Linked DNA regions of Mus musculus: region 1 is linked to region 2. The links are chromatin contacts, found by Hi-C in ENCODE. All regions are on one chromosome and are shown on one strand. The core of a region is the stretch at or near the end of the contact, and the rest is flanking DNA. Distances in the headings are between cores, read along the strand shown. Region 1 holds the start of Alk (anaplastic lymphoma kinase). Region 2 holds the start of Spdya (speedy/RINGO cell cycle regulator family, member A).

What was found. Hi-C counts contacts between places; a loop is a spot of excess contacts on that map.
Region 1: a map of left cerebral cortex shows a loop between it and region 2 (3-fold over the local background). The contact joins the promoter of Alk here to the promoter of Spdya in region 2. A Hi-C loop is called at or near these places in 2 of 37 maps with a recorded cell type or tissue (left cerebral cortex and v-Abl transformed pro-B cells).

Annotation. Positions count from the first base shown.
Region 1 is chr17:72,602,848-72,607,637 of GRCm38, forward strand. It overlaps Alk (anaplastic lymphoma kinase), which reads right to left and starts at 1,460. Exons shown (of 29, transcript NM_007439.2): 1 at 181-1,460. The coding sequence starts at 862.
Region 2 is chr17:71,549,206-71,553,642 of GRCm38, forward strand. Spdya (speedy/RINGO cell cycle regulator family, member A) reads left to right here and starts at 2,856. Exons shown (of 7, transcript NM_029254.1): 1 at 2,856-2,936.

The DNA.
Region 1 (4,790 bases), core at 210-2,709, 1.1 Mb after region 2:
GAGAGAGAGAGAGAAGGTTCTATTGGGAAGTTACTATGTTTAAGCACATAAAAAGAAACCACGGGTCTAAGTTCAAGTACGATGAAAAGGGGGCTAGAAGAATAAGAGTTAGTTAGCAGTGTCTACATGTCGTATAACTAAAAATGCAAATCCCAACACACTCTAGTGGGAGCTGCTCACCCGTCCCGAAGATCTGGAAGAGAAGGCGGGGCTGGGAGGCTCGGATCGCACTGGATAGCCTTCCCTCCCTGCCCACTTCCGATGCCTTCTTCTCAGGCATCAGGCGGATCCTCAGCCTCCCTTCGCCGTGGAGAATCCACCAGCTGAACAGCTCGCTGAGGTTGAACTGGAGTATCCCCACAGCCGCTACCTCCTCTGGGGGACCAATACAGCCTTCAAGAATCGTCTCCTCGCCCAGCTCCAGCACCAGCTGTTTGGCACGCCTGAGCTTGCGCACCGAGCCTCCCTTCAGCACCCTGGACAGCGTCGGACCCGCCTCGGGACTAGGAGAACTGGCTCCATCTGCCCAGGAGATTCCAGGCAGTGGCCCCAGCAGCCTGAGCAGAGGCTCACAATCCAGGGCCAGTGATCCCCGCGCCTCCAGCCCGCCAGCCTCGGGCTCCGAGGGGGACCGTGGCTGCGGTAGCAGCAGGTCTCGGGCATAGACGCGGAAGAGCGAGGGTACAACGAAGTCCACTGCCAGACTCTTCCTCTGCAGGCGCGAATAACTGAGCGGCTCCCGGGGCTGCAGAGGAGGCCCTGAGGCTGGGGAACCCGCGCGCTGATCGGTTGCAGCTCCGGAGTACGAGGCTGCTGCCAAAAGCAGTGGAGGCAGCAGCCACAGGAACCCAGCAGCTCCCATCCCGCTGGAGGGCGAGTTTACACTAGTCTCCCTTCCCTTGCTGGTCCAGCCTCGCCCTTCACTCTCCCCCAAACAGGAAAGGGCTCCAAATAGTCCTTGGTCCTGAATGGCTCCTTCCACTAGATCTCAGGGACTGTGTGTACACTATAGAGCGCCCTTGCTTTTCCCAAGCTACAAGGAGGCGAGAAGGGTTCTCAGCAAAACGGAAGACAAAGTCAGGGGGTAGTTCGGAGACAGTGAGACACCCTGGGCTCAACAGCTGGATCCTGCGCCTCTCGCCGTGCTGCGCCCCATTTGTAGAGGCCTTTGCTCAGGGACCAGGGAGGTGGCAATTAGGTACCGTTCAAGGAGCCCTCGGCGACCAGAGCTCTCCTCTTAGCTTCCAATCTTCTGCAACTTTCCAGGCTGTGAACCGTGGCTCCGAGTCGGTCACTGTCTTGCCCACGTCCTCCGCTCCTGTCACCTCCTCTGCGCTCCTTCCCAGGTCTAGGCAAGGACCACCGGAGGGGGCTGCTTTCTAGCGCCCCCTCAAGTGACCTCCGCTGCAGGAAGTCTTCGGATCGATCACCCTGCCCGCTGAACTTCTGGGCGTGAACACGAGCTCTGCGTTGCGGAGAGGAGGCTCCCGCTGCCTCCACGCGCGCAAGTTTGCAGCGTCCTTGCCGTCACCGACGTCTTGGTTCCTCGGAGTTCACTCCCAAGCACCCGGGCGGCCCTGGCCGCTGGCGACTAGTGAAAACATTCCGGGCAGAGGAGCCCGCAATGTAGCCAGCCCCCTCCTCACCTACCAGCAGCGCCCGCGGTTTTGTTGACTGGCCAGGGGGCGAACGGAAAACGTCTTACTGCCCCCCCGAGAACCGCTGGACAGAAGCAGCGGGAGGTGCCAGTTGCCACCGCTGCTGCCGCCCCCAGAGCCGCTGGATCGCATCTGCCTGGGCGCCCGCCACTTGCAGCTGGCAGTGCCGCGAGCGCGCGCCGAAGGGGGGCGGGGCCTCCGCGAGGGGCGGGGCTCTAGAGCGAACTCAGCGCAGCCGCCCAGCCCACGCAGCCGGCCCCGCCCCCTTCCAAGCCCGCCGGCCAATGCCGCTGCGAGATCTGCTCCTATGCAAATCTGCAGAGGCCTCAGTATTCATTGAGAAAAGCACCAAGCCCGCCCCGCCTCCCGCTGCTGGTGCCTGTTCCTTCCTCCAGATTGCCTGCCCTATTTCTCCGCTGTGCGAACAAGAGAGTATTTTGGATAAATGGGAAAACTGGAAGCGATCGTTGCAACCAAACACTCTGTCTAATTATACATTTAACAGATTAAATGTGTCCGACTTCAGAGGAGCAGGTTCCGGAATAAATCTGGAGGCAAAGAAAAACCAGAAGGAGGCAGGGGTAGCGAGGCCCTGCAAGATTCAAGAGCCTTGGAGCCTTGAAAGGGAACCTTCTCCAACACTCCTGTTATTTGAAAGCATTCCTGAGAGCCTGAGTTGTTCTTCTTCGGCTTTAGCCGCAACAAATGCTGTCAGACCTGTCAGCCACTTGGTTTTCTCATAATGGTGTCTGCACAGGTTTCCAGACAGAAACTGGGGATGAAACTCAGAGCCTTCTATAAGACAAGCGAACGCTCTGCCGCTGAGCAACCACCCCACCACGACACTATTTGTTTATTCACTTTTTTTATTTTGGCCTTTTTTGAAATACGACCTCGTTTTTGTAGCCCAGGCTGGGCTTGAACTCACTACACTGCCTAGACTGACTAGGAACTCTTGGAAATCCTGTTCCGGCTTTTCAAGTGCTGGGATTTGGGATTACAAGCATAAACCACCACACATGAGACGGATATTTTTAATTCCAGTTCTGGATCATTTGCTCATGTGAGACTTCCAAGCCCACCCTCCAGTCCTCTTGACTGCTACTTTGCCCTAGCGGTCCATGAGTAGCAGGCCAGAGGCTATGGATATGACTCTGTGGAAGAAGGTTGTGTGGGGCGGTGGCACACACACTCAAGGCCTTCTATTTATTCACTTACTTAAAATGCCAGGTTCTCCCTCCAGTCTCCTTTTCTTTCAGATAATGGCTGTGTGTCACCAGAAGCCCAGATAAGGGTAAGTTTTAGTTCACACAAATTTCTCAGTCCCTTCTCTCCAAGGCTGACTGTCTCACTCATGCTAGCTCTCCCAGTGTCCCAGTACATTGTCCAGTGGACCCTCCCTCACCCAGCTCTAAGAGATGCAGTATCTTGCTCACTGCCCCACATGCGAGAACAGCCAAGTGGAGACCCTGCTCCTTTAAGGCCAGGGTCTTTCCCATAACTGTGCTGTCATGATGAGCAGTGAAACCCTAAAGACAAAACCAACCAATCAAACAAACAAACAACACTACTTCTCAGTGAACGTCTGGCTTTCAGCCGTATATGTGAAATACTCATATGTAGCCAACTTAATTGTTTAAGGGATGAGATTTGAAAAAAAGAGAATTAAAAAAAAATGCTCCTATCTTGGGGAAGGAAGAAGACCATGGAGTTAATTATTTTCATAGTATGTTTGGGTTCTCATCAAATTTTCTGCTGTGAAAACCCTCAGGAAAAAAATCTTTCTATCTAAAACGTGAAAAGGATCAAAACACTAGCCCCTTCACACCCCTGTTCCATGTCTTTCCTGTCTGTATAACTCTTGTTCAAAGGCGAATTGACTCTTAATCTGTCAAGGACTGTGAATAGGCCTCTGAAACCAGTGGCCACTAGGGGGCAGCAGAGACTAGAAACTCAACCTGGATTAGCCATCAAGGTTCTGAACGCCCTGCCAAGGAGCCCTTAACTTGCTTTTGTATCTCATGGAGGGAGCATGTGTGTGTGTGTGTGGGGGGGGGGGGGTGTCTCAATTAACTCTCATGCCTTATTAACTCTCTCACTTCTCCCAAGGAGAAACACGTGCCTTTCCCTGAAGATTAAATTATACTAACTCAAAAATGACCATGTCCCCTATTTGCTTGGTAATTTTTTGGCTATTGATAATTTATCAGACACCAAGCATCTGCGTCTACAAATGTGTATGTGTGTGCATGTGTGTCTCACATCACACAAGTAGCCTTTTGGGAGGACATAGCAATTACTAATATTTCCATGAGAGGAGGAACAGTTAAGTCTCAGAGAGGCAAAATAAATTGCCCAAGATCAAACAGCAAATAAATAACAATGTTAGAATTCAAACTAGTGATTCTTTTTCTCAAAACAAAAATCATACATCCCATTGAGACAAATTAGGCCTTCTCATCGGGACAACTATAATTTTGACATTGTTATCCTATGACATCACCATGGAGAGGTGAGGTTACAGGGAAGTGGAATTTAGAAGAAACAGGGGAAATAGAGACAAAATATGTGAGCGCTGAAAGCTAGCATGCCTTGTGTACACAGTGTGAGTCCAGTATGCTTCAAAATAATCCTCGGTTAGTATTGAGAATAATGGGGTAGGGAGTATGGCTTGGTGGCGTAGACCTTGCTTAGCATGCATAAGACAGGAGGTTCAATTCTCAACGTTGAAAAGATATTCTCGGTAATACTGTACTGTGGGGGAAGGGGTTATAGGTCTCTATTTACGGAGGGCAAATAAAAACTGAATTAGAGTCACTCCTCATTGGATCTATTCTGGTGTCAAGATTTATCACCTGAGTTGACCTAGATATCTGAGTCCAGGACCTTCATTAACAATAGAAGGTAAATGGGGAGGGATGCACTGATGGACAGTGATGTGTGGGCAGAGGAAACGAAGAAGCTGAAAGGGCAAGGACGAGTGACACAGGAGGGTGAGGATGGCAAAGAGGACAGGTACAGATACTAGAAGATCTGAAGAGACGATAAAAATGTTGGGTTGCTGGGGTCACCTTGCACACAACTCTGGCGGTTAAGTAAAGAAGAGCCTTTTCATGGAATTCCCAATTTTTC
Region 2 (4,437 bases), core at 1,606-4,105:
AGAACAGGTGAATATTTCAGTTTTTAAAACAGACAGCAAATTAGAGTCAAACTTGTCATGGCTGCTCTGCTATTCATGTCAGGAACCAGAGGACCAAGCACCTGCTCGAGAGCAGTACCACTGAGCCTACACTGGCTCTGACTTAATGCTTTTCATTGGCAGATGAGGAGCGAGGGCTGCAATGCCCACATACTGACTCTCTGCTTTAAAAATAAAACCAAGGCCACACCTAGCTTGAGACTGGCTTAATTGTTGCCCCTGCTCTGCCCTCCATGTGGGAGTTACCTACTGTGTCCATCCCAGTTCTCAAACTCATCCCCCCTGGGGTCCCAAGTCTCCCCTTTCAAGCAACCCACTCTAGAGGCAGTTCATCATTTGGGAAGGACACTCACAATGTAGCCTAGGTTGGCCTTTAACTTTAATCTTCTTACACTGGGTTCCAGGCATGCATCACCATACCAGACCCTAGATGTAAACCCTGAAAGAATTTTTAGTTTCAAGAACACATGAGGTTAAGGCTTTTCTACTCATATGATTCAAAAGACTCTTAATTATTTCAAAGGACCAGCTTACGTTTTTTTTCCTTTTCTTTAATTTTTTTAAAAAATACTATTTCTATGTATTTGGGTGTTTGTATGTATGTATGTATGTATGTATGTATGTTTGTTTGTATGTGTGTATGTATGTATGTGCACTGTTATGTGCCTGATGCCTGCAGAGGCCAAAAGAATCATTGGACCCTCTGGAGGGATGGTTGTAAGCCACCATGTCCTTTAGAAGAGCAACCTGTGCTCTAAACTGCTAAGCCACCCTCAGCCCTGGGCCTCACATTCTTTGAAGGAGTTTCTACGTCCTCTCACTTTTCCTATCATGCACCACCAACTTGTTGCAGGCTCGGGGTTTCCCACTGGCACTGGTTCTGAAGTGACTCCGAGACTTAATTATTTATGAATAAATGCCTAGGCCATAAGTTTTGGCTCATTTTCCAACTAACTTATAACTTATATAATCTGTTTGTTCTAGTTTGTGTCTGCCACATGGTTGGTTACCTCTCCTCAGTTTCATATGTCCGTCTCCTCTTAGTCCAGGTGGCCGACCTTAACTGCTCTTGGATCTTTCCCAGAATCCTTTCTTTCTCTGCCAGATGTCCTACCTTCTATTTCCTGCCTCAGCTAACAGGTGATGCTTCCACACAGTACATAAGAGATTCTCTCTACAAGTTGTCACATCCTTGGAAGTGCTAAAGCACTGTGTGCACAGTTCCCAGTTTACCAATATCTTGCTTCATCCTCAATACATGCTTGTGAAGATACAGCTAAGATGAGGGAGCAGGTCCTCGGGATAACTGGGGTGGCTGGAGACTAAGAACTGAATTCTAGCCCAGCGTGGTGGCGTACACCTTTAATCCCAGCACTCGGGAGGCAGAGGCAGGCAGATTTCTGAGTTCGAGGCCAGCCTGGTCTACAAAGTGAGTTCCAGGACAGCCAGGGCTATTCAGAGTAACCCTGTCTCAAAAAACAAACAAACAAACAAACAAAGAACTGAATTCTATTTGGGTTCCTTACTTAAGGTACTTTCTGTTGTGCCATTTGCTAATGGACCTGAGATGTTTACTCATTTTCATTTTTAAAAATTGAATGCTTATGAGTGTCTTGTTTGCATGTATGCATGTGTGCTACATGTGTGCCTTATGTCAGCAAAGGCCAGAAGATGATGTTGGATACCCTAGAACTGTAGTTACAGGTGGTTGTGAGCTGCCACATGTGTGCTAGGAATTTGAGCAGCAAGTACTTTTAACCATAGAGCTGTCTCTCTATCCCTGAACCTGAGATCTTAACAACAGTCGAATTAGCTCCTACTCAAAGGGCTCATTGTATGTATGTTTAGAATATTTTTTACATTATTATGGAAACATACCTTTTCAGTGTACTTCAGCATCACGTAGCATCAGTTTCCTTAAGTTCCTGACTCAGTGTTTCTTGTTAGAGATTTTATAGGTGAATTGATAGCCTGAGAGAGGTTGAAGATCTAATGGGCTGGTAACACTTTTGTCTAAGCCATTAACATTACCATGACCTTGGTTTTATCTACTCAGTCACATTTTAAGGAAGTTCTACAAAACACTGAGTACAGGTAGCTAAAAGGGGGAAGATTCCACAACCCAACTCATGTTGTCTGTTAATCTCTGGATGTATGGACCAACCCAAAATTCCACAGAGAGTCTTAATTACCAGTTCAGTTACTAGTCTACTTGAGTTTGATAACAAGTCAGAACTGTATGGTGCTCTCATACTATATATATAAAGCAGATTCTGAATTGGAGGGGTGGGACTGGCAAGCGTTGATTATGCACCAGCTATATCCCAGGAGTCTCAGGAAGGCACGGGCATGACAAAAGGAGCATTTAGGGCTGTGAATGGAAGAACGTTGCCCTTTGCTCACTAAAGGCCACTTTATTTCACACCTTTTGAGCTAGCATGCGTGGGCTCTTTCTCCTCTTACACACTTGTGCACAAGGGAAGAAGCACCCAGGTCCAAGGCGCGAGCAGAGAGGCAGGGAGGGGGAACGGCAAGCAGCCCTGGTCCTTCAGGGCAGCCCAGTCCCCTCGTCCTGTCCGGGGCTCCTCAACCGCTCCGCACAGCCAGCGTTCGAGGGAAAGCGCGACCGCATCAAGATACAGAGAGCTGGAGCGGAATAACGGCAGAAGGCGGAGGCGACCCGGTCAGCGAGGGGCGGGGCGGGGCGATAGCGCAGGCCCCGCCCTCGGCGGTTCCCGTGCTCTGATTGGCTCCCGCGGCCGCGCGCTCCCGGCCCTCCGCTTGAGGTTCTTAGGCGGGTTTTGCGGCCTGCGGCTAGCGACCCAGCACGCAACCGCCTGAGGTAGATCGCTGAGGCGGAGGCTGTGGGGCCGCTCGCTCTTCGCCGGCCTGCGCAGGTACCTTCACCTGCCCGCCCGCCCGCCGGGGCCTGATGGCGGGGTTCTGGGTGTCGCCTGTGCCCTCCCTCTCGCTCCCACAGTCCTGCGTGAGGAGGCGGGGACGCCTCAGCCCCACATCCCCGCGGCCTCGAGCAGCCCCGCCGGCCCCAAGGGCCGGGCATCCCGGAGGCGGGGACGGGAACTGGCGGTGCGGGGCGAGAGGAGGGAGACCGGGCAGTGCGGCTCCGGCGGGTGGCGCGGGGTTGGTGCGCGGTGGGGAGCGAGGCTCGGCCTCTTCACGGGGCTGAGGGATGAGTCCTGCCGCTGTGTCCCGTGTCCCACGCCCCCGGCCCGAGTCCTCCCGGGCTGGAGTTCTGAGCTGTCGCGTCTCATCGCGACACCTTTAGCCACTTTCTCCAAAAGTACGAAAGTTTTCCTGCCTACCTGCCCCCTGTCGTCAGCGATTGACTGTCAGATGCTCACACGGAGAAACTATTTCTAATATATATATATGTGTGTGTGTGTGTGTGTGTGTGTGTGTGTATGTATACGTGTGTATACACACACACACATATGTAATATATATAGTAACCACTAGCCATACACATACATATGATCCTGTCGCCAGAGTTTCTTCAGATGCTTACAGAATTCAGCTGTATGTACCAGACAAACAGAACCCCAGACCTCACACACCCGGACATCGTCTTTATGAATTTTGCTGTGATTTTTTTTTTCCCAATGTTGGGTCGAATGCATGCCACTGAGTTGAAGGATCTTTAACTTTTATGTTGTGAGACTTTTCCTTCAGAGGTCCAAATCGATCAATATCTGCTCACCCTAGACAGGGCATTCGTGACAGAGCAAAGTAGGGATTCCACCCAAGTCCGCTTTGGTGAAGCCCGGGTTTACAAGGGTATCTGTGGGAGAGGGCTTACTGACAGATAGAGCCTGTGTGGCTCAAGCTGCGTCCCTGAAAAGTCCACCCAGCTCAGGGGAAGCCCTGGGAAAGCTGCCGTCCTTACTGCTTTAGAACCTTGGACAGGGGCCTGTCGACTCTTGGGAGTTGTTTATTTTTCTGAGTCTTGTTTCGTTACTTCGTCTTAAGCAGCTTCCCTTTAGGACAGAATGTGTCTTGTTTGGAGACAATCAGCGAGCTTCTCTTATTTCCCCGTTCACTCTTTCTCTTGAGAAATGCCTCATCGTTTTTTCACTTGTTCTTTATTTCTTCCCTCTTGCATTAGAACTCTTACTCATTGATGCATCTAAACAAAGAGCTAAATTTAAAAAAAATACAGCAAAGTAGAATTTGACACAGGCTGCAGTTTTTCTTCGTAAGCTCTTAACTGCACAAACTTTGATTCAGTCTTTATGAACTTTAGTGAATCTCTATTTGGGAATTTCAGCCATTTCCTTTCCCTGTTTTCTCAAGTCTTAGATGAAATAATCTGATACATGAAGTTTGCATTTTCTTATTTTGTTTCAATATAAAAACATTGTTTAAAAGTCACTTACCATT